Regions from separate parts of the Homo sapiens genome. Here region 2 is linked to region 1. Evidence: chromatin loops called from intact Hi-C (ENCODE). Cell type or tissue: Calu3. All regions are shown on one strand. Region 1 overlaps SMAD2 (SMAD family member 2). Region 2 overlaps SMAD2 (SMAD family member 2).

Region 1 (4,000 bases):
TGTTTTCACTGGTGTAAGGTGGAGTCATGTTCATTCTTCCACATGGATATTCAGCTGTTCCAGCACCATTTGTTGAAAGACTTTCCTTTCCCTACTGGGTTGCTTTGGCAACTTTGTTGAAAATCATATAGGCACACAGTGTTTATCTATGTGGGGCTATCTTATCTGTTTTTATGTCAGTATCACACTATACAGATTACTATGGCTTCAAGGTGAGTCTTGAAGTCAGGGTAATTTAAGTACTCTAACTTATTACTGAGTTTTCCAATTCACAAGTGTATCCATCAGTTTACTGCATGGTAATTCCAACATGTAGGTCTTCTAGGGTTGGTCTCCTCATTATAAAGGGTCACATTTTCTTTGTTCTTTGTATGTTAGGTAATTTAGGATTGTATGCTAGACATTGTGAATTTTATCTGATGGTAGTTAGAGGTTCTGTTACAATCTTCCAAAAGTCTTCATTTTTGTTTCACCAGACAACTAACCTGGTTGCATTCAAACCACAAACTCTGTCCTGGAGCAATTCAAATCAGGCTGATTATCTGGCTGTACTGTCTACCGTACACATGTGGGATCAGCAGGTGATTTTGGCAAAGTTTGTAGGCAGAATCCAGGGCTCTCTTTCTGAAACTCTCCTTGCTGATATTCACTCCTCACTCTCCAATAGTTGTGATTCTCCCAAGTCTTACCTATGGTGCTTCAAGGCCAGAAAGACTTGGTTTTGTGTTGGAATTTTACCTACCCTGCACACTTTGCATGGACAAAAGCTGTAAAACAGAAAATTCGCCTACGCCATTTCCTTCTTCCGAGTGTCAATCCCCTCTAAAACATGCCTATTTTTGTTTATTCTCCAGTACTTCATGTTATTTTTAGAATTTTGTGCAGTTTGTTATTGAGGGAGTGTCAGTCTGGTAAGAGCATACCTGGCCATATGAGAATCACAACTCCCTCTTCATTTGTTTAACTTCTCTCAGCAAGGTTTCAGCATTTTAAGCAGAGGTCATTGTGTGTGTGTGTTTAATGTATTCCTAAGTATTTAGTACTGATGCTACTATTCATGAATTTTCTTAACACCCCTATTTGTCTGCTGCTAGTATTTACAAAAATACAATTGATTTTTAGACACTGAATCTATAAAGTGCAGCCTTGCTAAATTTACTCATTTGTTTTAGTGGCTATATTTATAGATTCTTTAGGATTTCCTACATAAATAAGCATGTCATCTACAAACAGAATTTTGAAACATTCCTTCAGATCTTTAAACCTTTTATATTTTGTTTTCCTGACTCATTGCGCTTGCTAGGTCTTCTATTAAAATAATAAGGACACAAGAGTAGACATCCCTGTCTTGTTCTTGAGGGAAAACACAGTATTTCATGATTAAGTAAATCCTTAGCTGTTAGTGTTTCTTAAATACCTTTTATCAGACTGAGAAAGTCTCTTTGTTTCTCATTTGCTGGGAATGCTTATCATGAATGGATGATGAATTTTGTCAAATGCTTTTGACCAAGTGAGGTGATCTTATAGTTTCCCTCCTTGGTTAATGCAGTAAATTACATAGTTTTTTTGTTTGTTTGTTTGTTTTGCCCGACAGGGTCTTGCTCTGTCACCCAAACTGGAGTGTGGTGGCGTGATCACTGCTCACTGCAGGTTCAACTTCCTGGGTCCAAGTAACCCTCCCACCTCAGCCTTCCAAATAACTGAAACCACAGGAATGTACTACCACGCTTGGCTTTTTTTTTTTTTTTTTTTTTTTTTTGTGGAGACAGAGTCTTATGTTGCCTAGGCTGGTTTCAAACTCCTTAACTCTCAAGCAATCCTACTGCGTTGGCCTCCCAAAGTGCTGGGATTAGAGGCATAAGCCATCGCATCTGACCTGATTAATTTTTCTTTTTTCGGGGGTGGGGGACAAGGTCCCAATGTCTCATGCAGGCTGGAGTGCACTGGTGCAATCATAGCTCACTTCAGCCTTGAACCCCTGGGCTCGAGTGATCCTCCTGCCTCAGCCTCTGAGTAGCTGAAACCACAGGGGCATGCCACCATGCCTGGGTGGGTAATTTTATCTGTCTATAGAAATGGGGTCTTGCTTTGTTGACCAGGCTGGTCTTGAACTCCTAGGCTTAAGCAATCCTCCTGCCTTGGCCTCCCAAAGTGCTGGGATTACAGGTATGAGCCGCTGCGGCTGGCTTACACTGATTACTTTTTGAAAGTTATAAACTAACCTTGTTGGAATAGAACTCAATTATGATGTATTCTTTTCTCATGTATGTTAGTGATATATTAATCTTTAACTTTTCTTTTAGTTGCATCTTTGTCAGGTTTTGGTTTCAGGGTTATGTGAGCCTCATAAAACAACATTTTTCTGAGTTTATTGTCTATAAGATTGGTGATATTTGTTGCACAAATGCTTAAATTTACCAGTAAAACCATGTGGGCCTGAAGTTTCCTTTGCAGGAAAGCTTTTGATTATGAAGTCAAATTCTTTCATTGTTATAGGGCTACCCAGATCTTGTATTTCTTCATGCATCAGCTGGGGGTAACCTAAATTTCATCATTACAGTTAGTCATCAAATTTAATGGCATAAAATTGTTTATAATATTTGCTTATAATCTTTTTACTGTCTGTAGGACCTACCATGACAATCCCTCTTTCAGTACCAATATAGGTCATTTGTGATTGTGGGCTCTCTGTCTTTTTCTTGATCAGTCTAACAAGCGTTTATCTCTCCAAAGAACTCGCTTTTGGCTTTCTGATTTCTACTCTTAATTTTATTATTTCTTCTTTCTACTTACTTTCTATTTTATCTTTTTAGGTAACTTTCTTTCCTAGCAGATTATTTAAAACTATAAAATTTTCCATTAGGCACTCTTTCAGCTACATCCCACATATGTGATATGCTGTATTTTCATTATAATTTGGTTTGAAATATATTTTACCTCATTTTTCCCCTGAATAACCCATAAGTCAGAATTTTAAGGTTTAATTTCCAATTCTTAACAGATGTCTTATTGGTATTAATTTCTTATTCTATTGGTGGCAGAGAACATACTTTGGATTTCAATCTTTTAAAATTGATTGAGACTTGTGCCCTGTAAACAGTCTTTCCTGGTGAAGTTACCATGAACACTTGAAACGCTTGTATTTCTACTCATGTTGGGTTTAGTATTCTATAAATATCACGTAGGTAGTTAATAATGTAACTTAATAATGTAACTTAAAACTTCTATGTCTTTACTGATTTTTTTGTTCTAATTGAACTCTCCAATTGTGGATTTGTGATTCTGTCCCATTAATTCTACCCAGTTTTGCTGCATGTATTTTTAAGTTCCTTTATTAAGCAGATACAATTTATTGTTATGACTCCCTGATGTTGGTGATTTAGATATATCACTTTACAATCTTCTCTGTTGCTGATCACCTGTCATTTGTATGCTGCGTGCCATTTTTCACCAGCTGCTTTAAGATTCCCTCTTTCATGAGTTTGACCATGATATATCTAAGTGTGGTTTTCTTTTTATTTATCCTGTTTGTGTTGAATAAGAAATCCAACTCCATTTCTGATACTTGACTGCTGATAGGTTTCAAGCCCCACCATTTCCTCTTCCCCTTCTGCCTCGAATCTGGGCAAGCTGGTAAGAAAGCCCAGGTGCTCCACCTGTTGATATTAGAGAAATTTCAAACCAGGCAAGTCTCAGCATATGTACAGTGTAAAAACCAGCCCACAGCCCCATTCCCTAATCACCATAAAACCCCAAGCCAGTCTCCTATCACTGCTCTCTCAAGTCATTTTTGGACCAACTTGGAAGCCTGCCATGCTCTACTCAGACAGCATCATTATGTGAGTAATAAACCTTTTCATGCCCTCTTGGTGCATGTAATATAGGTGACATCATCAGTTTCACTTCAAAATCAAATTTTATATATAAAATCCCATCCCACATATAGTTCACACTTATTAAGCACCAACTATGTACCAAGCTCTTACACATATTAAACCGC
Region 2 (4,000 bases), 57 kb before region 1:
TCTGTACCGTTTTGAAACTCCTGTTATCCACCTGCAGACTGGATTTGCTCCTGAATCCTCCTAATTTCCTTCAATATTTGGCTATGACTCTCTAAGAAAAAAAACTACTCCCATGCTCTGAGGCCTATAAGCTAAGATGTGATTAATTTTTAAAGGAGCAAGTCTCATGCTGATGTATGGGTCACACAAAAGTTCACCATACCAACCAATGCCATAGCTAGAGACATTCAAACTGCAAACCAGGACAAAAAGTTGATGATTTCAGGCTGTAGACATTTTTCCTAAGACATCAGAGCAAGAATTGTATTACAATTTGATTTATTCAATTGGTTGCCTGTAAGCCTAGGTTCAGGGCTCAAAACCATTATGCAAACTGGGATTGTCACATTACTATTAATTTTGTGTATTTCCTTTTTAAACTTTGTATCTGTTATTTGCCAAATTTTCTGCAGAAAGAAGTACAATTCCTAACAGAATAATGCTAGCCCAGCACTTTGAGGGGACAACAAAGGACTAAGGAAAAAAAATTGGACTTAATAATAGACTCCAGGTGGACTTAGCCTAAGTGCCACTCCCTTAAAGCCTCCCTGCCCTCAAAGGTGGCTAAAAGGGTTTTAACACTGACTTTTAGTTGCCAATCACTCCTGCCAATGCAGGATGCAGGACCAGACCAATAACCCGGGAAAGGTCTATTCTGTCACCAAGGGACAATCAAAGCCTAACTACAAGATGATTCATCATAGATACTTTCGGAAAAACATCTTCATCAAGAGAGGGAAAGGTGAAAGCTGTCAGAATCAAGAGTCATGTTTCCAAAAGCCCTGACAAATGGAGCCAGGGAAGTCCATGAAGAGAGGGATTTTACGCACTACCTCAAAGACCCAGAAGAAACCACGCCAGCTTGCACAAACACTATTCGCAACCTTACACAGAAAATACTTTTGGGACATCTGCCTAGAAGCCGATTGTCCAAACCCGAACTGGCAGCATCCTTGTTATTAATCCTTGTAGCCAAGAATAATTATTTCAAGACAATTATATAATCTTTATCTGTCCTTTAAAAACCTGTCTTCCTTTACCTTCCTGAATACACACAGTTTACTATGGCATGCATATTGCCTTCACAATGCCCTATTCCCAAATAAACATCATTTTCTTTTAGAAAGCCTCTGTTATTTAGGTTGACAGTTATTACACCTGAAAACTAAATTCTAGCTGATCAATAAAATTCTTTGGTTCTACTGTATACTTTTATTTGGGGATATCTGCTTCCAAACACACTAAAGTACAGTATACTCAATTTTAAATATAGACAGTATATTTAAAAAAAACATAAAAAGTATGTCGAACATTTTTAATTTCAAACACCAAACTTAAATAGACTAATAACACAGATCTTCTGTGGTCCACAAATCATGGCAAAAAACTTTGTTTTCATATGCCCATTATGGCTTGCTGACTGGCTTACTGCATTTTAGATTTTCCTTATGATTTTAGTAGCTTTCTCTAATGGAATGTGCTGTGAGTGAAGCTTCAAACATTTTCCATTGAATATACACAGACATACAAATAAAGACTGGAAAAAATATACACCAGTCGTTTTCTCTGGTTGTTGGAATCTGGGTGATTTTTTAAAGTCCCATCCACTGGGCTGCCAGTAAAAGACCACAAAATATTTTTGTGTATTTACAGGAACGTGATAATCAAAAGTTGTTGTGGGACCATTCAAGATGAGCGTGGGGAAGGGAAGCCCATTTAAACATATATTCAAGGAAAAATATATTAAGTTACCTGAACATTTGGGTAGAAATACTGAGCACTGCTATGGTCTGTCTCCCAAACTGTCCCTCAAATGTATGATGAGATTTTATCTTCATTGTGGTGGTGTTGAGAGCTGGGGCCTAGTGGGAGATGTTTGGTTCACTGAGGCAGATGCTTCATGAATGGCTTGGTGCTGCTCTTGCAATGAGTTCTCACTCTCTCAAGACTAGATTAGTCCCCAGGAGTGGGTTGTTAAAAAGAGACTTGTTTGGTTGTTGTGAACAAGTGGGTTGTTTGCACGTCTGCTTCCCCTCTGACCTTCTCCATCAAGCTATGAAGCAGCAGCAAAGCCCTTGCCAAAAGCCAGGGCCATGCCCTTGAACTTCCCAGCCTGTAGAACTGTGAGCATCCTTCATAAGTGACCCTGCCTCAGCTATCCTGTTATAGTAACACAAAACAGACTAAGACAGGCACACAAAAGCTGAGGACTGCTGTCGACTCCACTTTCAAGGGCTACCAAGCACAGCCACATCACCAAAGAGAACAATTCCTGACCTCCTTGGAAGCAGAAACTTGACTCTCCGGGCAAGATAACTGTTGTCTTTTTAAAATTTCAGTGTCAAAGTTAAAACATGCCTTGATCAGTCAACCAAATTACTGCTAAACCAGTATTGGGAAGCTTCCTAAAGCACTCCAAGCTCCTAAAAACAGGCAGCATGAAGTAAAGCAGATAGCATCTTTGCATTTAAGAAGTCCCAGAAAGGTTTTGGAAATGGCATTAATGTAAATGTTCACATTAAGAGAAAACGGTTTCCCTGAATTGAGTGATTCTTTCTACTTTCTAGTGCTGTACAGGATAGGCTCAGCGTTTGGAGAGTGTTAACTTCCAGTCATGTGATAATGGCCAGGAGCAACCACAATGATTAACCTTTAGATAGAAAACACAATCCTTTGCTTTTGTCTTCCTTATGTATATTAGATTAGGCTTCTACTCAATGCTCTGTAAGTTAAAACATTTCAAACCAAATAGGCCACTCTATTAAGTCCCAGCTTGAGCATTCTTCAGCTTCTCCACATTTTCCATTGTTTGCTGGCAAACCAGTACAGTAACCTGTTAAATACAAAGCAAGGGTGTGGTAGATTGACTGCATTTAAGGCTCCAATTCTTCACCCCTCCTATGTTCTCTCCCTTGGTCTAATAACTCTGTAGTGCCTTTCCACACTGGGTTTAGCCATGTGGCTTGTTTCTGGTGAATGCTAGTTAGCATGAAGCATGCAGACATGAAAGGGAGTTATGGGATTGGGCTTGGCTGTTGTTGCCTTCTACAACCTCCACAAAAACATGCTTGTTTAATGGAGGATAGGAGGCATGTGGAAAAATGCCAAGTCCTTCCAGGTGAGGCCAACTCCCTCATGAACGAGGAAAGACTACAACTGCTCCAGAGACATCTAGCCGAAATCACTTATCTAATTCATAAACTGTTTATTGCTGCACACCACTGGGTTTTTGTGGTTGCTACGAGTTACTTTTGCGGCAATAATTGCTCCAATATGTTCTATGTGACATTTCTGAGTTTAACATCACATTTACAAACTTTCTTAGAGAAAGATTTGTTATTAGCAAAGACCTTCAGAGTAACCTTTGCCTGGTATTCTAGACTGTGCAGATTTAGCCATCTAATACTGAGTACCCACTTCAGGCTGAATGATCTCTCAAGTGCTCTCATTTAGTTCTCATAACCACCCTAAAAACTAACTTCCTCATTTTAGGGAACTGGAGGAAATGAAGAACTTTAAGGTAGACTGATGAAAAGATTTATCTAAAGTCACATAAATTGGCACAATCAGGGTCCAAACCCCAGGCCTCCGATTCTGAGTCAAACTGCATTTTCCATTACATCGGAAATGACCAAGGATTAAAATTAGCAGAATGTTATTCTGTCCAGCCATTAAAATCCAAAAAAAAAATTTGTTCAAAGTAGGCAATTGAGTTTTCATTCTATTATCCAAGGTAACTGAAGTATTTGACTGTACAGGACTGCTTCCTTCAAGTGTTCCATCCTTAGCATTCTTGTTAAAAATGGCCTTTAAGATATTGCTATTCCCAGTCAAGAAATACCCAGACAACTAAAGAGACTAAAATCATGTAAATCATCCATTTCCCAGTTGAATCTTAAAAAAAAATTTATGCTCAATACCTCTCTCCAGCCAATCACTATGTAAATTGTGAATTAAGACA

The links. Peaks named below come from ENCODE experiments on the same cell type or tissue, not always from the same donor. Only the 100,000 strongest peaks of a DNase experiment are listed, where the experiment ranks them.
Region 2: a loop joins it to region 1, with 4 times the contacts of the local background. A loop is called at or near these places in 1 of 110 quality-filtered maps.

The regions. Positions count from the first base shown.
Region 1 is chr18:47,880,309-47,884,308 of GRCh38, forward strand. All of the region lies in intron 2 of SMAD2 (SMAD family member 2), which reads right to left. Among named protein-coding and RNA genes, the nearest start is that of SMAD2, 48 kb to the right of the region's middle. In Calu3, no CTCF peak of the experiment used is centred here; DNase peaks (open chromatin) are centred at 1,653 and 3,793.
Region 2 is chr18:47,823,414-47,827,413 of GRCh38, forward strand. SMAD2 (SMAD family member 2) reads right to left here. Exons shown (of 11, transcript NM_005901.6): 11 at 1-4,000. Among named protein-coding and RNA genes, the nearest start is that of SMAD2, 110 kb to the right of the region's middle. In Calu3, no CTCF peak of the experiment used is centred here; no DNase peak of the experiment used is centred here.